Linked DNA regions of Homo sapiens: region 1 is linked to region 2. The links are chromatin loops, found by intact Hi-C in ENCODE. Cell type or tissue: PC-9. All regions are shown on one strand. Links, peaks and the distances in the headings refer to the core of each region. The heading gives the core; the rest is flanking DNA.

Evidence for each region. A loop is a pair of places that touch in the nucleus more often than their neighbours do. Peaks named below come from ENCODE experiments on the same cell type or tissue, not always from the same donor. Only the 100,000 strongest peaks of a DNase experiment are listed, where the experiment ranks them.
Region 1: a loop joins it to region 2, with 6 times the contacts of the local background. A loop is called at or near these places in 2 of 110 quality-filtered maps.

The regions. Positions count from the first base shown.
Region 1 is chr7:138,654,736-138,663,071 of GRCh38, reverse strand. SVOPL (SVOP like) reads left to right here. Exons shown (of 16, transcript NM_001139456.2): 6 at 3,084-3,208; 7 at 6,561-6,624. Among named protein-coding and RNA genes, the nearest start is that of SVOPL, 42 kb to the left of the region's middle. In PC-9, for the core only: no CTCF peak of the experiment used is centred there; DNase peaks (open chromatin) are centred at 3,951 and 4,901; H3K4me3 peaks cover 648 bases; H3K27ac peaks cover 1,962 bases.
Region 2 is chr7:138,559,968-138,568,303 of GRCh38, reverse strand. TRIM24 (tripartite motif containing 24) reads right to left here. Exons shown (of 19, transcript NM_015905.3): 10 at 650-823. It overlaps LOC124901755 (a long non-coding RNA gene), which reads left to right and starts at 2,601. Exons shown (of 2, transcript XR_007060556.1): 1 at 2,601-2,916. In PC-9, for the core only: no CTCF peak of the experiment used is centred there; DNase peaks (open chromatin) are centred at 2,484 and 3,763; H3K4me3 peaks cover 2,080 bases; H3K27ac peaks cover 1,515 bases.

The DNA of each region.
Region 1 (8,336 bases), core at 303-8,302, 95 kb before region 2:
AGGTGGGGCCTCACAGTAGCATTTGGAATTGTCTTTTGTGTATTCTTTTGGGGGCAACCTTATCACTGTTTCTCTTTAGTAGGCATCTCCCTCCCAATACCCAAGATAGAAAATGCAGACATTTCCCTCCCTGATGGAACATTCCAGGCTTATCTTCTGGACATTTTTCTCAGGGTACCTGTGCCTGCAGCTGTTCCTCTGCAGTCCAGGTGTGGAGTAAAAGGAGATGCGGGTATTATAGAGTTCTAAGAAATCTCTACCCAGAAGGATTAAAGGAAGGAAGGCCGCTAAGTGGCTCTATTTGAACTTTTAAAGGTTGGGACTTAGAAGCAGTCATGGGTTGGTTAGATGCCCCCACCACGTCCAGTTTACTGTGGTGGTGTTGAGAACAGAGGTCTGATATCAGTGGGGGCACACATCTGTTCTCCATTTATCCATATCTTCGCTTCTAATGAGTTAATAAGGGGAATGGAAAAGGCCCCTTAGCCCTTCAGAGCAGCCCTATTGGGAGGTTTTTTCCTCTGGTTTTCATTTAAATGACTAGTCCACTGCTGCAACAGCAAGCTCAGAAGAAGCTGTTCTTTCAGGACTATGTGTCATGAGTGAGTGTCCATAAAGTCTCTAACCCCCCAGAGCACCCAAGTAGGTTGGGAGGGAGCAAGTCTCCCTTAATTTTGGGGCAAGAAAACTCACCCTCAGGCACCTATCTGTTTGAAACTAGCAGGAACTGGCCACAAATGAAAAGAGAAGTCCAAATTACAATCAGTAGGAAACAGATGCAAGTTTTAAAGCCTGTGATGGAATTTTAGGACAAGAAAAAGTAAAATGACTAGTGCTGGATGGCCAAGACCATTAAGCCAAACCTGCTGCTATGAGGCAGAGGCAGAGAAAGCAGAAGTTCTCTGCAGAGCCATTTGCCTGAATGTCCCGTCCAGGGACAGAAATGGAAGCCCATGCTCTTAAATGAGAGAGTTTATAAAGAAGCCACCCAAACTGTAGACCTCAACCTAAAGGAAAGGAGGGCCAGATTCAGAAAGACTCACCCTTTTGCCCCCAGTGAAACCTCTGGAGTTAGGGGAACGCAGTGGGTTCATGCAGCAAGTTCAAGAGGAGCCTATTGGTAATTGTGGGGGTAAGGGGTGGTGTTGCTCTGAACCTTGCCAGCTATGCCAGAAATATTGACCTAAAGGAAGAAACAGAGACGAAATTAATATAAGTAGGGAGTTTATTTGGACCAAGATTGAGGATTGCAGCTCGGAAGTCATACAGTCCAGTTGCCCTGAATATATGCTCCGATTAGCAGCAGTTACAAGTGGGTTTTTTAAAGGAGGAGAGAAAAGAATTTGGGGGCACTTCCTAAGTTATTTACTAATAATTTACATTGGTTCGTTAAAATAAGGTATGCTATCAGCTGATTCTACATCTTTCTTGGTGTCACAAAATCTAAAAACATGGAGATAATGGATGAGCGTCACATTGTGCAACTTGCGGTAACCTTTTAGGTAATTTATCAGCTAGTCTGGAAACTACAGGGAAGGTAAGAAAAACAAAATGAAATACAATTACCCTGGGCATGGGTGCGGGAATGTGACCGGAGTCGCATGCTCCTGTGTCTCTGGACCTGATAAATTCTGCATACCTCACATTCCTCAGACTGTTCTGAGCCGCTTTTCTCTCTCAAGTTGATGGATGTACGGAGTTAAAACATATTAGAGTGTGGACATTTGCAGGTATAAACATAAGCAGCTACACATTTTGCTCATGTTGGTATAGCTTTGAAACTAGCTACGTGCTCAAAGTCACGTGCCTACTAAGATTAGACATCAAGACATAAATTATGTCTTCTGATTACAAACCCAGGTCTGTCTTTTCTATTTGCTTGATTTCTGGTGAAATCCTCTCTGAGCATAAACACAAATGGAGGAATCTCAAAGGAAAACATTAGTAGAATTGGCTGTATGTTTTAAAGTACATGAAATAAATAGCATAGATTCTTGTAAATTTGAAAACACGAGTATCTCAAAAAAGCACAAAAAGGCATTTTATAAAAGAAATACAAATTATCAAGAAACTTTGAAAAAACATTAAAGTACAGGAGTTATCAAAAACAAAATACATAGCAAGATATAATTTTTCCTTATCAAATATGTAAGGAAATTTTTCCTTAAAGAGTCCTGCACCGTTGAAATGGACATTTTCATGACTTGCAAGTATATAGACACCCTTACTATATATAACACCCTGTTGGTGTTAATATATCATTATTATTATATAATATTATTAAACCCTATTGGTATAATTTTTCTGACCATCAGCCTGGCAGTATGAAACATGAACCTTGAAAATATTCTGCTAACCTGAACATTTGTCTTCCAGAAATCTAGCTTGCTAAAGATATCAGAGAGGGCATAACGACTTATGTACAGATATCATCGCAGCTTATTTTAATAATGAGAAGATCTGAAACAACTTAAACTGCAACAGTAGAGCAAGGTCTTATGTATTATATTACATGTATGAAAGTACATCTTTCCACTGGAACATTTATAGCCAGCCATTAACACTTCGTTTTCTCTCATAAACAGAGAAGATAAAACAGTGTTAAGAGTTATCTTCTCTGGGTTGGACAATCAATGGTGATTTCAATTTCTTAATTTTCTTTTTTCTTCTGTATTGTTTACTATGAATTTATCCTTATAATTAAAGAAAAAGCAAATACCTTAAATGTTCTCCTTGTACTCCTCCCAACATACTGCCTCATTACGTCCCCAGCAGCCCTGTGAGTAGGGAGGACACGTTTTTGCCTTTTGATGTCCAAGTTCAGGGACCTGCCACCCATGAGGGTGGGCACAGCATGGTAGTTTTAAAGAATGGTCTGAACTTGGTAGGTCTGGGCTTCCAGACAGTAGAATGGCATGGATTGTATTGTTGGATGATTGTGAAAGACCAGTGGGCTTGCTACAGGTTAGCTCCTCAGAGAAGCAACTATCAGGATGGAAACCGAAAATCGCCTTCAGAAGTTAGGGCTTCTTCCCTCCCCGCATTGAGGCAGGTCCCATTCATGTGTTCTGCTGTTGCTTCAGATTCTGCTCATCTCGTTCCTGTGGGGAGCCTATTTCTCCTTGCTGACCTCGTTTGCTCCTTCGTACATCTGGTTTGTCTTCCTGCGGACGATGGTGGGCTGTGGTGTGTCCGGCCACTCGCAAGGGTAAATATGTTACCCAGGGGACCCTGAGACAGAAACGTGTACCCCTGCAGGCCCTGATGCACACACACTGCGCTTAATAGACCAAAAGCATTGTGAACCCAACATATCTGAGACAGGTTTCAGTCCATTTAGAAAGTTTATTTTTGCCAAAGTTAAGGATGTGGCTGTGACACAGCCTCAGGAGGCCCTGAGGACATGTGCCCAAGGTAGTTGGGGTATAGCTTGTTTTATATATTTTAGGGAGACATAACACATCAATTAATACATGTAAGATTTACATTGGTTCCATCTGGAAGGGCAGGACAACTCAAAGGGTGGGGGACTTCCAGACCACAGGTAGATGTTAACATATTAATTTTTTTTTTTTTTTTCGAGATAGAGTCTGGCTCTGTTGCTCAGGCTGGAGTGCAATGGCACAATCTCAGTTCACTGCAACCTCCGCCTCCTGGGTTCAAGCGATTCTTTTGCCTCAGCCTCCAAGTAGCTGGGATTACAGATGCCTGCCATCATGCCCGGCTAATTTTTTGTATTTTTAGTAGAGACGGGGTTTCGCCATGTTGGCCAGGCTAGTCTCGAACTCTTGACCTCAGGTAATCCACCCGCCTTGGCCTCCCTAAGTGCTAGGATTATAGGTGTGAGTCACTGTGCCTGGCTGATCTAAACATTTTCTGATTGGCATTGGTTGAAGGAGTTATCAGTAGAAAAGAATGTCCAGGTTAAGACATTCTGGTCTCCACAACCAAGGTTTTATCATGCAAATGAAGCCTCCAGGTAGCCAGCTTCAGAGAAAATAGATTGTAAATGTGTCTCACCAGACTTAAGGTCTGCGTTGATGCTAATGCTAGAGGGATATAATGAGGCATGTCCGACCCCACTTCCTGTCGTGGCCTGAACCAGTCTTTCAGGTTAAATTTTAGAGTGCCCTGGCTGAGGAGGGAATCCATTCAGATGGTGGTAGTTGGTAGATGAATGGGGTTGGGGTTGGGGCGGGGGGGCACTTCAAATTTTATTTCTAGTTTACAGCATTAATAAGTTACAGATTTATAGATGTCACTTGTGCAAACTCAGTTTAAGCTTTGTTTGGTTTTTAGTGATAGCTGCTTATTTAATGCTCCAGCAGGAGCAGTTTTCTCCTTAAAATGATGCTTGATGGTGAGGCTAGCAGAGTGCTAGATCAAGCAGGTGTTAGCTTTTTTGTTCATAAGGCTAGTCATTGTTTTTGAGATGTGCAATATTTTGTTACAGGAAATACTAACAAGTGTCAGGTAACAAAATGTCAACCCAGGCTGGGCGTGGTGGTGGCTCGCATCTGTAATCTGAGCACTTTGGGAAACTGAGGCAAATCCCTTCAGCCCAGGAGTTCAAGACCAGCCTGGACAGCATAGTGAGACCCTCGCTCTACAAAAACAAACAAACAAACAAAAATTTTTGAAGTCAATCCAAACATAATTTATTAATTTCTTGAATTTGTTGGAAGAGTTTAGTTTGACCATAAGCCCCTGTAACATTTAGGAGTAACTATTTTTGAGTACTATCACCCTATGATTTAAGACTCCTCTTGTAAAAGGGAGGGGGGGGAATATGTCAGATGGGATCGAACTAGAGTGACTCCATCTTTAATAGGGGCTGGGTAAAATGAAGCTGAGACTTGCTGGGCTGCATTCCCAGGAGGTTAGGCATTCCTAGTCACAGGAAGAGATAGGAGATCAGCAGGACTGGTTTCACAAGATACACATCACAAGACACCCCGCTGATAAAACAAGATGTGGTAAAGAAACTGGCCTAAACCCACTAAAACCAAGATGGCGACCAAAGCGAGCTCTGATTGTCTTCACTGCTTATTATACTCTAATTATAATGTATTAGCATGCCAAAAGACACTCCCAGTGGTGCCAGGACAGCTTACAAATGCCATGGCAATGTCCAGAAATTACCCTAAATGGCCTAAAATAGGGAGGAACCCTCAGTTGCAGGAACTCCCCTCCCCTTGAATTCACAGGACCCCTTGGGCTCTTCTCTTCTTGGTGCCTTGGAGGAGATTATTCTTAAAATATGTTAGGAGATGTCAAAGCACCTAATTACTGCCTTCATGTGTTAGAGAAAGAATTGTTCTTCCCTGGGGCATACAGTAAGCTTTGAGCTTTGGAGCCCTAAAGGAGTAGAAGCTAAGTAAAAATATAAAACATTCCCCAGGAAACAGCTCAATAAATATGTTAAAAATCCCCAAATTCTGGCTAACAACAGCAACAGAGAAGAGCAATTAGAAAACTGATGGAATATGTTTCTATTTATTCTTATATTCAGAAGAAAATATGTACTTAATTAGAAACTTGTGCCTTGACTGTCCTCATGAATTGAGAGAACTATTTACCTTCTCTCAGGTGTATTTTAATTTCCCAATGTGTTTTAGAAAAGGGAATCAGGCTGAGTGCAGTGGCTCACCCCTATAATCCCAGCCCTTTAGGAAACCAAGGTGCAACAGTTGCTTGAGGCCAGGATTGGCAATGCAGCAAGGTCCCATCTCTACAAAAAATTTAAAAATTAGCTGGGTGTGGTGGTGAGCACCTGTAATCCCAGCCACTTGGGAGGCTGAGGTGAGAAGATCTCTTGAGCCCAGGAGTTTGAGGCTGCAGCGAGCTGTGATCAAACCACTGTACTCCAACCTGGGAGACAGCCAGACCTTGTCTCTAAAATAAATAAATAAATAAATAAATAAATAAATAAATAAACAAATAAGAAAAGGGAATCAGGCTTGGGAAAACATTTTGCCAGTGCTTCCCTTGGCAAAACAGATAAGGCTTATATTTCTTTTTTTTTTTGTCTTTTCAACATGGAGTTTCGCTCTTGTTGCTGGAGTGCAATGGCACAATATTGGCTCACCACAACCTCCACCTCCTGGGCTCAGGTGATTCTCCTGCCTCAGGCTCTTGAGTAGCTGGGACTACAGGCATGCGCCACCACACCCAGCTAATTTTGTATTTTTAGTAGAAACGGGGTTTTTCCATGTTGTCCAGGCTGGTCTCGAACTCCTGACCTCAGGTGATCCACCCACCTTGGCCTCCCAAAGTGCAGAGATTACAGGTGTGAGCCACCACACCTGGCCAGGCTTATATTTCTTAAGTGTTAGAAGGTTTAAAGTATTGGGAGTAAAGATGTAAACCCAGGAGCAATTGTCAGTTTCGTTCTTACTGTTCTCTTATGTGGATATTAGCTGTCATAATTCTCTTCTGATATATAATCAACTTCTATGCTTTTGAATTCTTTATCCCTGTGACAAGAAAAACTGATTATTTTTTAAAAGATGATTTAGTTTTTTAAAACAAAATTATGCTTTTTCCTGCTTCCTGTTTAGGTTAATCATAAAGACTGAATTTTTGCCCACGAAATACCGAGGCTATATGTTACCCTTGTCTCAGGTAAGGCAACGTAGGAGTTCTACCTGCCTTTGGCATCCTATGGGATAAGATGTACATATAGGCATACCTTGGAAATACTGCTGGTTTGGTACCAGCTCGCTGCAATTAAGCGAGTATCAGAATAAAGTGAGTCACACAACCTTTTTGGTTTCTCAGTGCATGTAAATGTTATGTTTACACTATACTAAAGTCTAGTAAGTGTGCAGTAGCATCATGCCTAAAAAGCAATGTACACACCTTAATTTTAAAATACTTGATTGCTGATAAATTCTAATGATCTTCTGAGCCTTTAGAGAGTCATAATCTTTTTGCTGGTAGAAGTTCTTGCCTCAGTGTTAATGGCTGCTGGCTGATCAGGGTGGCGGTTGCTGAACATTGAGGTGGCTGTGGCAATTCCTTAAAAAAAGATAACAATGAAGTTTGCCACATCAATGGACTTCTTCTTTTCCTGAAAGATTTCTCTGTAGGATGCAATGCTGTTTGATAGCATTTGACCCACAGTAGAGAACCTCTTTCAAAATTGCAGTCAATTCTCCCAAACTGTGCCACTGCCTTATCAACTAAGTTTATGAATATTCTAAATTCTTTGTTGTAATTTCAACAATGTTCATAGCTTCTTCACCAGGAGTAGATTTCATCTCAAGAAATCACTTTTGTTGCTTATCCATAAGAATATAATCCTGTAATATATATTACAGTAATAAATGAATATATATCTATATTACACAAATATAGTATATATTACACTAATATTGCATGTACATATATGTAAATTATACGTAAATATATTAGTATAATATATATATAATAGTATATATACATTTATATGCACATATATTACTGTAGAGTGTGTGTGTAGGGGTGTGTGTGTGTGTGCGTGTGTGTAGCTTATATCACCTTGGAGGATAAAAGTGAGGCTCTGATATTTTTATTTTATTTTTTGAAATGGAGTTTCGCTCTTGTTGCCCAGGATGGAGTGGAATGGCGCCATCTTGGCTCACTACAACCTCTGCCTCCTGGGTTCAAGTGATTCTCCTGCCTCAACCTCCCAAGTAGCTGGAATTACAGACGTGCACCACCATGCCCAGCTAATTTTTTATATTTTTGGTAGAGATGGGGTTTCACCATGTTGGCCAGGCTGGTCTCAAACTCCTGACCTCAGGTGATCCACCCGCCTCGGCCTCCCAAAGTACTGGGATTACAGGCGTGAGGCACTGTGCCCAGCTGGCTCTGATTTTTCTTTTCTTTTCTTTTTTTTGAGACAGGGTCTTGCTCTGTCACCCAGGCTGGAGTTTAGTGGTGCGATCTCAGCTCACTGCAACCTCTGCCTCCCAGGCTCAAGTGATCCTCCCACCTCAGCCACCTGAGTAACTGGGATTACAGGTGCGCATCACTACGCCAGCTGATTGTTGTATTTTTTGTAGAGATGGGGTTTCTCCATGTTGCCTAGGCTGGTCTCGAACTCCTAAGCTCAAGCAATCTGCCCGCCTTGGCCTCCTAAAGTGCTGGGATTACAGGCATGAGCCACTGTACCCAGCAGGCTCTGAATTCTTTTTTTTTTTAAAAAAAAAAAAAAAAAGGAAGTGAAACAGGAAGTGAAAATGTGGTCTCACTATGTTGTGTGGAGATGTGGTCTCACTATGTTGACCATGCTTTTCTGAAACTCATGGCTATTCTCCTGCCTCAGCCTTCCAAAGTGTTGGGATGACAGG
Region 2 (8,336 bases), core at 322-8,321:
TAAAAATACAAAAAAAATTAGCTGGGCGTGGTGGCGAGTACCTGTAGTCTCAGCTACTCAGGAGGCTGAGGCAGGAGAAATGGTGTGAACCCAGGAGGCAGAGTTTGCAGTTAGCCCAGATTGCGCCACTGCACTCCAGCCTAGGCAACAGAGAGAGACTCTGTCTCAAAAAAAATAAAAAAATAAAAATAAATAAGCTGTATCATATTAAATATGAATTAAATATTAAACTTCATCAGATATATATGTATTCCCTCTTGAAACTGTGCCATAATTTTGTTTCCAAGAAATCTTCTTGAGACGCTTCAAAGATTCATTTATTGTTCTATTTTGTGGAATGTAACTTGTATTTGTTAGAATACTTTTATCTTAGGAAATTTAATATACTCACCTAAAAGTTATCCATACCATATTATAAAAATTAATACCTATGGTCATTGATTATATTGGGCCATCACTTCTACATAAGTGGTTTAATTTCTCTTACTGATAAAAAGCATCAAACTTTGCAATTCACATTTATTTAAAAAATGAAAAAGAAGGCTTGCTCTTGGCTCTTTATAACCTGTTGCTTAATCTGTAAATTCTTTGTGATTTGAAAGTAGAAAGCAGCAGAAAAAGCAATTGAGAAAAGAAGGTAGATATATACCTGTTTTATGGCTTGTTGAGCCAAGAAAGCCATCTGTAGGGGGTTTGGCTTTATTGCTTGTCGTGGTATGTTCTGGTTTGGTGGATATCTCAGTTGTTGAGGATGAGGAGGAAGAACTGGTCCATTGGGTTTGGGGCTGTGATTCTGAAAGTTTATCAAACGTGGAGGCGGTTGCTAGAAAAAAGAAATTAAACCAATTTAGTAACAATCTTCTTCTGAAAAACAAATTATAAATCTCTATCTTATAAAACTTTTACAGAAAAATAGAACTCTGCCACAGATCAATCAATTATTAAGATTTACATAAGGGAATGAGGGGTGGGGGATGGGCAGACTTTCAGAATTTGTGTAAACAACTTTTTTAAAAGAACCTTACTAGGAAAGAACCTTGGGAGAGGGATTGCCACCTAGATTTTGTAAGTAGATTGTACCAGAATTGGACCTAGGCCATGTTGGGAAGTAAATAAAATGTGTCTTTGGTATCCTTCTAAGTCCTTCACAATTATCTTTCACAAAGAACTACCCTTTTGAAACCTCCTAAAAATAAAGTGATGGTAGAATAATAACTGCTAACACTTATTGAGCAGTTATTAAATGCCAGGTACTGCTTTAAATGCTTCACATGTATTCACTAATTTATTCTTAGCAATATTATTATAAAGCACAGATTATTTCTATTTTATAGATAAGAAAGCTAAAATAAAGCACAGAAAATTTAGTAACTTGCTCAAGATTAACAAAGACAATAAGGCATGGAGCTGGGATTTGAACAAGTAATCTGGCTCAGTGGGTGTACTCAAAATGAACAAATCGTTAATAATGAAAATAGTTGATATTAGTAACACTTAGTAAGTTTTAGATCTTATTGAGCCCTGGCAGGCATTTTACATATTATTATGTTATTGAGTCTTATGAAGTAGGTATTATTACCTTTGTTTTGCAAATTAGGAAACTAAAAGTTTGAAAACATAATTTGAAAAAAGTCACACAGCTAACACCAAGCAGCACACCAAGGCTTTAATCCAAATCTAGTCTGCCATATCATTACCAAAACATGTTCGGGTGCTTAGCTGGCTGTTAAGATACTGAGTAATTACAACTTAGAGGATGAGTCTCCATAGAAGAAAACATTTTCTGTTTTTTGTTTGTTTGTTTGTTTGTTTTTTGAGATGGAGTCTTGTTCCGATCTTGGCTCACTGCAACCTCTGCCTCCTGGGTTCAAGTGATTCTCCTGCCTCAGCCTCCCAAGTGGCTGGAATTACAGGAATGCCCCACCACACCTGGCTAATTTTTGTATTTTTAGTAGAGATGGGGTTTTGCCATGTTGGTCAGGCTGGTTTCGAACTCCTGACCTCAAGTGATCAGCCCACCTCAGCCTCCCAAAGTCCTGGGATTACAGGCTTGAGCCACTGTGCCTGGCCAGAAAACATATTTTCAAAGCAAAGTCTCCAAGAACAACCCTGGTTGATTACAGGAAGGCTGGGTGAAGGAATCACAAATGAGGCTGAAGCAGAAATAAAAAAGAGAAAAACAAGTTTCCCTGTACTTAGCTGACTCACTCCAAGGCCAGCAATATGCAGGGCCCTGGCAAAGCTTTGATAAAACTATCTGGAAAGCCAGAGCCCAAAGGAAGGAGCTCCAGAGACTCTCCCAACACCCCCTCAGAGCAAGCTTAAGCAAATCAAATTCCTTTACTATCTCCTCATCCCCCTTACCATTACTCAATTTCCAAGTTTTGTAAGTTCCTGTTTTTCCTTCAATGCAGCTGCAAGGTCACAAGCTATGCTAAGGATTATGAAACCTGTCACTGATTAACTGCCTTTGTTCTGCTTCTGTAAGCCTGCTTGCCTACACCATGAATTTCATGCCATTAGATTCCCACCACGCCATTTAAACTAGCCAACCCCCTTTCAGAAGTGTGTATAAAAGTCAAGCCCTGTCTTTGTTCAGGGCCTAGCCTTTGGATGTGAATCCGTTGGGCCAGTGGCCACTTAAATAAAATCCTCCTCTTCTACCTATTGGTCTCTCCAGTCCTCTGATTCCTGAAACATTTTCTGGGGGCTCGCCCGGGATTGGAGACGAAAGGTTTACTGTCTCTTCGCCTGTGAGACTGGAGCCCCAGGCCGGGAGAGACCTGTGACCCCAGGCGCCACTGGGAGAACTTCAACCCAGAGGGGTGATCAGCTCTCCCTTGACCCTACCTGACAGCACAATGGAACCTAAGCAGGAACAGGATGATTCCAGGAACAGTGCACTACAGGATTGTGGTAAGGTTTGAGCCCGAGGCAGGACCTGTCCCATAAGAATGGAAGGGGAGCCTGATCACCTCCCGGGGTGTAACTAGTGGTCAAACACAGGACGTGAGAGTGGCTTGCAAAGTCAGGGAAGCTCACAAGCTCACACCCCAACCAACCCAGGACATGAGAGTGGCTTGCAGAGTCAGTTGAGAAAGAGGAACTGGGAGCGGGGAAGTGTGTGAGTGCATGTGAAAGAGGCGGTTCCAGGAGGAACCAATGCGGGGAGTGATGTGTGGGGGCCGCAGTTCTCTTAGCGTAGACCATACACTCTGAGAGAACCATGGGACTGACCGGGACTAACAGTGTTCCACATATGGCTTAGGGAGGTGCCCCACAATTTAGTAATTGTGGGGGTCAAAACAGAGCCTCCAATGCTAAGTGGCATCTGAAATACTCCTGCGAGGGGGACGGTCTAATCGGTCCGAAGTGAAAGTGAGAGTGAGTGTGTTGCGCTGTAACTGGGAGGAAATGAGAGGGAAGTCGTCAAAACCCACCCCATTACAATGTATGTTAAAGAATTTTAAGAAAGGTTATGCAGGGGATTACGGGATGAAGTTGACCCCTCAGAGGTTGAGAACTCTGTGAAATAGAATGGCCCTCTTTTAGTGTCGGATGGCCAGCCAAAGGAACCACAGATAGGGAAACAATTGGCCATGTATTTAAGGTGGTGATTGGGGTCGAAGGACAGCCAGGGCACCCAGACCAATTCCCTTATATTGACTCATGGCTAAATGTAGTTCAAACTTGACCTGCATGGTTGCAGCCCTGCCTGGCAGCTTACTGCAAAATGCTTGTGGCTCAGACCGAGCCTAAAGTGAAAGTAAAATCAGCTTTGCTGGCAAATACGGAGACAAAGAAAAAGTCATGGGAAGGGCAAGAGAAACCAGTTTTGCAGGAACTGCCAGAGGAGATAGAAATTCCTCTTCCATATATTCCAATCTACCCCCATTTACTGAGGCCAACGGCCCCCAAGGAGTCAGATTCAGATGGTAACATGCTCCAAGACTCACCCCAAAAGGAAAGATCGGAGCCCCAGGAGGTCAGGGAAGAAAGATAAGATGATCAAGTGGGCTGCCTCCAATCTGGTCATGCTTGGGCTATGCAAATGCCTCTTAGGGAGACACGGGGACCCATCTATTATGATGAACAGGGTCAAGTCCAAGGGGGGCAACGGAACTTCATCTACCAGCCTTTTACAACCACTGATCTCCTAAACTGGAAACACCATACCCCCTCCTACATGGAGAAGACCCAGGCCCTCATAGATTTAATGCAATCCATCTTCCAGACACACAATCCTACGTGGCCAGACTGTAGGCAGCTCCTCTTGACACTGTTTAACACTGAGGAGTGCTGGAGGGTAATCCAGGCAGCTCTCTGCTGCCTAGAAGCCAGTGCACCTGAAGGCACACTTAACGTTCAGGCATACACTCAGGGCCAGTTTCCAGAAGCAGACCCCCACTGGGATTCAAATCATGCAGTCCAATTACAGTACCTACAGAGGTACCGAGAAGCACTCTTGCAAGGGCTAAAGGAAGGCAGGAAAAAGGCAATCAATATAGGAAATATCTCAGAAGTTCTTCAAGGAGCTGATGAGAGCCCTAGCCAGTTTTATGAGAGACTCTGTGAGGCATTCCAGCTTTACACTCCGTTTGACCCTGAGGCCTCTGAAAATCAGTGCACAGTGAACACGGCATTTGCAGGACAAGCCCAGGGTGACATCAGGTGGAAGATGCAAAAGCTAAAAAATTTCGCAGGCATGAATGCCACCCAACTTATAGGAGTGGCCACCAAGATGTATATTAACCGTGACCAAGAGGCAAAAAAGGAAGCAGATCGGAGGCTTAGGAAAAAGGCCAATATGTTAGCAGTGACCCTTACGGTAAGGGAAACTAGCATTGCAAGAGGGTGCGGATGTGGACACGGGCACAGACGGAGATGGGGCCAAACCAGACAGAGGCTCAAAAGCCGGCTGAGGTTAGATAAGCACCAATGTGCATGATGCTAAAAGGGACACTGGAAAAAATCAGTGTCCAGAGGGCAGTGAAGAAAATGGCGGAGGCTATGAAACAAAAATGCCACCAGTCAAAGGCTGCTGCACCCTGAAGGAACCAGATACCGACCTGATCGGGGTGGCAGGGACTGAAGAATATAAGGACAAGGACAGACCAGGCTCCTTCTCCTTAGGCCCCCAGGAGCCCATGGTCACATTAGAAGTGGGGGGCCAGCTAATGGACTTTATGGTGGACAATGGGGCTGAATAGCTGGTAGTAACCCGATCCATAGGACCACTATCCAAAAACTATACAACTATTGTAGGGGTCACCAGGGTCTCAGAGAAGAGGCCACTTTGTTGGCCAAGGAGGTTCGTTATAGGAGGACAAGAGGTCCAACATGAATTCCTGTACCTCCCAAATTGCCCAGTTCCCCTGCTGGGGAGAGACCTACTCTGAAAACTGCAAGCACAGATTGCTTTTGGGCTACAAGGGGATATGACTCTAAACCTGACTGACCCAAAGGCCATGGTGTTAACCCTTACCGTCCTGCAAACTGAGGAATGGAGGCTATACACAAAAAAGCCACCAGAACTGTCTCACAAACCAGGAATACTTGAATTATAGAGGCTACTTAATAAAATTCCTGGAGTATGGGCTGAAGATAACCCACCCGGGCTGGCTAAAGATTAGATGCCAGTGGTAGTAGAGCTAAAACCAGGGGCAACCCCAGTTTAGTTTGCCAGTACCTGGTTTTCCCGGAAGCCATATGAGGTGTTCACAAACACTTAGAGTGAGCGACTCTACTAACATGGAATCATGTTTGTAGTCAAATTCCAGTCACCCTGGAACATCCCACTCCTGCCAGTACAGAAGCCATCTGGAGAATACAGGCCAGTGCAGGACTTGTGTGCTGTGAACCACACTACAGTAAACATCCACCCGATAGTACCAAACCCATATACTTTGATGGGACTTATTCCAGCAAGTGCTGCCTGGTTTACTTGCCTAGACCTGAAAGATGCATTCTTCTGTCTTCACCTGGCACCAATTAGCCCATTTTGAGAGTCGCAAATGGGGCGAGTCGCAGTTCACCTGGACAAGACTCCCACAAGGATTCAAAAAATCTCCCACAATCTTTAAACCTCAAGGCCTACACCCCGCCAAATGACAACTGCACCTTGCTGCAATATATAGATGACCTTTTTTTGGCAGCCCCAACCCAAGAAGACTGCTTTCAAGGAACCCAAGACCTCCTCCATCTCCTGTATAAGGTGTCCAGGAAGAAGGCTCAAATCTGCTCCAGGAGAGTCCAATATTTAGGCTTTGAAGTAAGTCAAGGGGAACAATGGCTTGGCAGTGAGCGAAAGAAGGCTGTTTGTGCACTCCCCACTCCAAACACCCAGCGACAAATAAGAGAATTCCTAGGGGCAGCAGGGTTCTGCTGTATCTGGATCCCAAATTTCTCATTTATGGCCAAGCCATTATATGAAGCCACAAAAGAGGGGAGAAAAGGAGCCCCTCCTGTGGGAGGCTGACCAGGAGAAGGCATTTAAGCAGATCAAAGAAGCCCTAACTCAGGCCCCAGCCGTAGGATTGCCAGATCTAACTAAGCCTTTCTTTCTATATGTCCATGAGTGAAAAGGAATTGCTATAGGGGTCCTAATTCAGGTCATAGGATCATGGCATGGCCCGGTAGCATAATTATCCAAGCAACTGGATTCTGTGGCACTAGGATGGCCTCTGTGCCTCAAAGCACTAGCTGCCACAGCCCTATTAGCACAGGAAGCTGACCAACTGACTCTAGGGCAGCAACTGACCATCCAGGTACTGCACTCGGTTATAACTTTAATGGATCAGAGATGGCATCCTTGATTATCAAACCTAAGAATGACTCAATACCAAGGGCTCCTATGCAAAAATCCTCACATAAATACCCTAAACCTGGCTACCTTGCTCCCAACTGATTTGGAACCAGGAGGCCCCCTTCATTGCCGTGTAGATGGAGTAGGCGAGGTATCCTCAAGCCAGAAAGATCTTACACACCAACCCCTCAAGGACCCAGATGTTGAATACTTTACAGATGGAAGCAATTTTGTATTGGAAGGGGTCCGGCAGGCTGGGTATGCAGTAGTAACATTGGACTCAGTGGTAGAGGCTCAGTTTCTGCCCACAGAACATCAGCCCAAAAAGCAGACCTAATAGCCCTGACAAGAGCCCTTTTGCTAGCAAAAGACAAAAAAAGTCAATGTTTATACTGACTCCAAATATGCCTTTGCCACATTGCATGTTCATGGAGCTATATATAAGGAAAGAGGACCCTTAACTGCTGGGGGCAAAGAAATAAAGTACGAGGAAGAACTCCTACAGCTCTTAGATGCTGTATAGGCCCCAAAGAAAGTGGCTGTTATGCACTGCAAAGGCATCAAAAGGCAGGAACACTAGAGGCCAAAGGAAACAGAAAAGCAGACATGGAGGCAAAACAGGCAGGAATGACTACCCCGCATTGTAAAAAGGAAGCCCTAGCTTTGCCTCTCCTCCCAGAGGTCCCAAATTACTCTCCAAATGAAAGGGCCTGGTGTGCCAAACAGACTGGACATTACATTGAAGAACGATGGTGGAAATTCTCTGATGAGAGGCTAGCCATCCCTGAAATAGTGACCCCCAAATTTGTAAGACAATTCCATCAAGGAACTCATATAATAAGGAAAACGGCACTAGAAAGACTACTTGGACACCATTTCTATGTGCTGTGGCTCACTGCCATCACCCGAGCCGTTTGCAAACAATATCTAATTTGTGCCCAGAACAACCCACGGCAAGGGCCCACTCGGCCCCAGGAATACAGTAAATAGGAGCCACACCCTGTAAAAACCTACTAATGGACTTCACTGAGCTGCCCCGAGCCAGAGGCTATCCGTACATGTTAGTGCTTGTCTGCACCTTTTCAGGATGGGTCGAGACTTTCTCCACCAGAACAGAGAAAGCATGAGAAGTGACTAAAGTATTGTTAAGAGACATTATCACCAGATTTGGACTGCCCTTGACTCCAGGGTCAGACAATGGTCCAGCATTTGTAGCCGAAATAGCTCAAGATCTAGCAAGGCTGTTAAAAATAAAATGGAAGTTACACATAGCCTATAAGCCACAGAGTTCAGGAAAAGTGGAACACATGAATTGGACACTTATACAGCTACTGAAGAAATATTGGCAAAAAACTCATCTGAGATGGGATCAAGTCCTGCCCATGGTCCTCCTCTGAGTCAGGTGCACCCCCACCAAACAAACTGGCTATTTGCCCTATGAGATCTTGTTCGGTTGGCCATCCCCAATCATAGGTCAAATTAAAGGTGACCTCCATGAACTAGGGGAATTAACCTTAAGAAGGCAAATGCA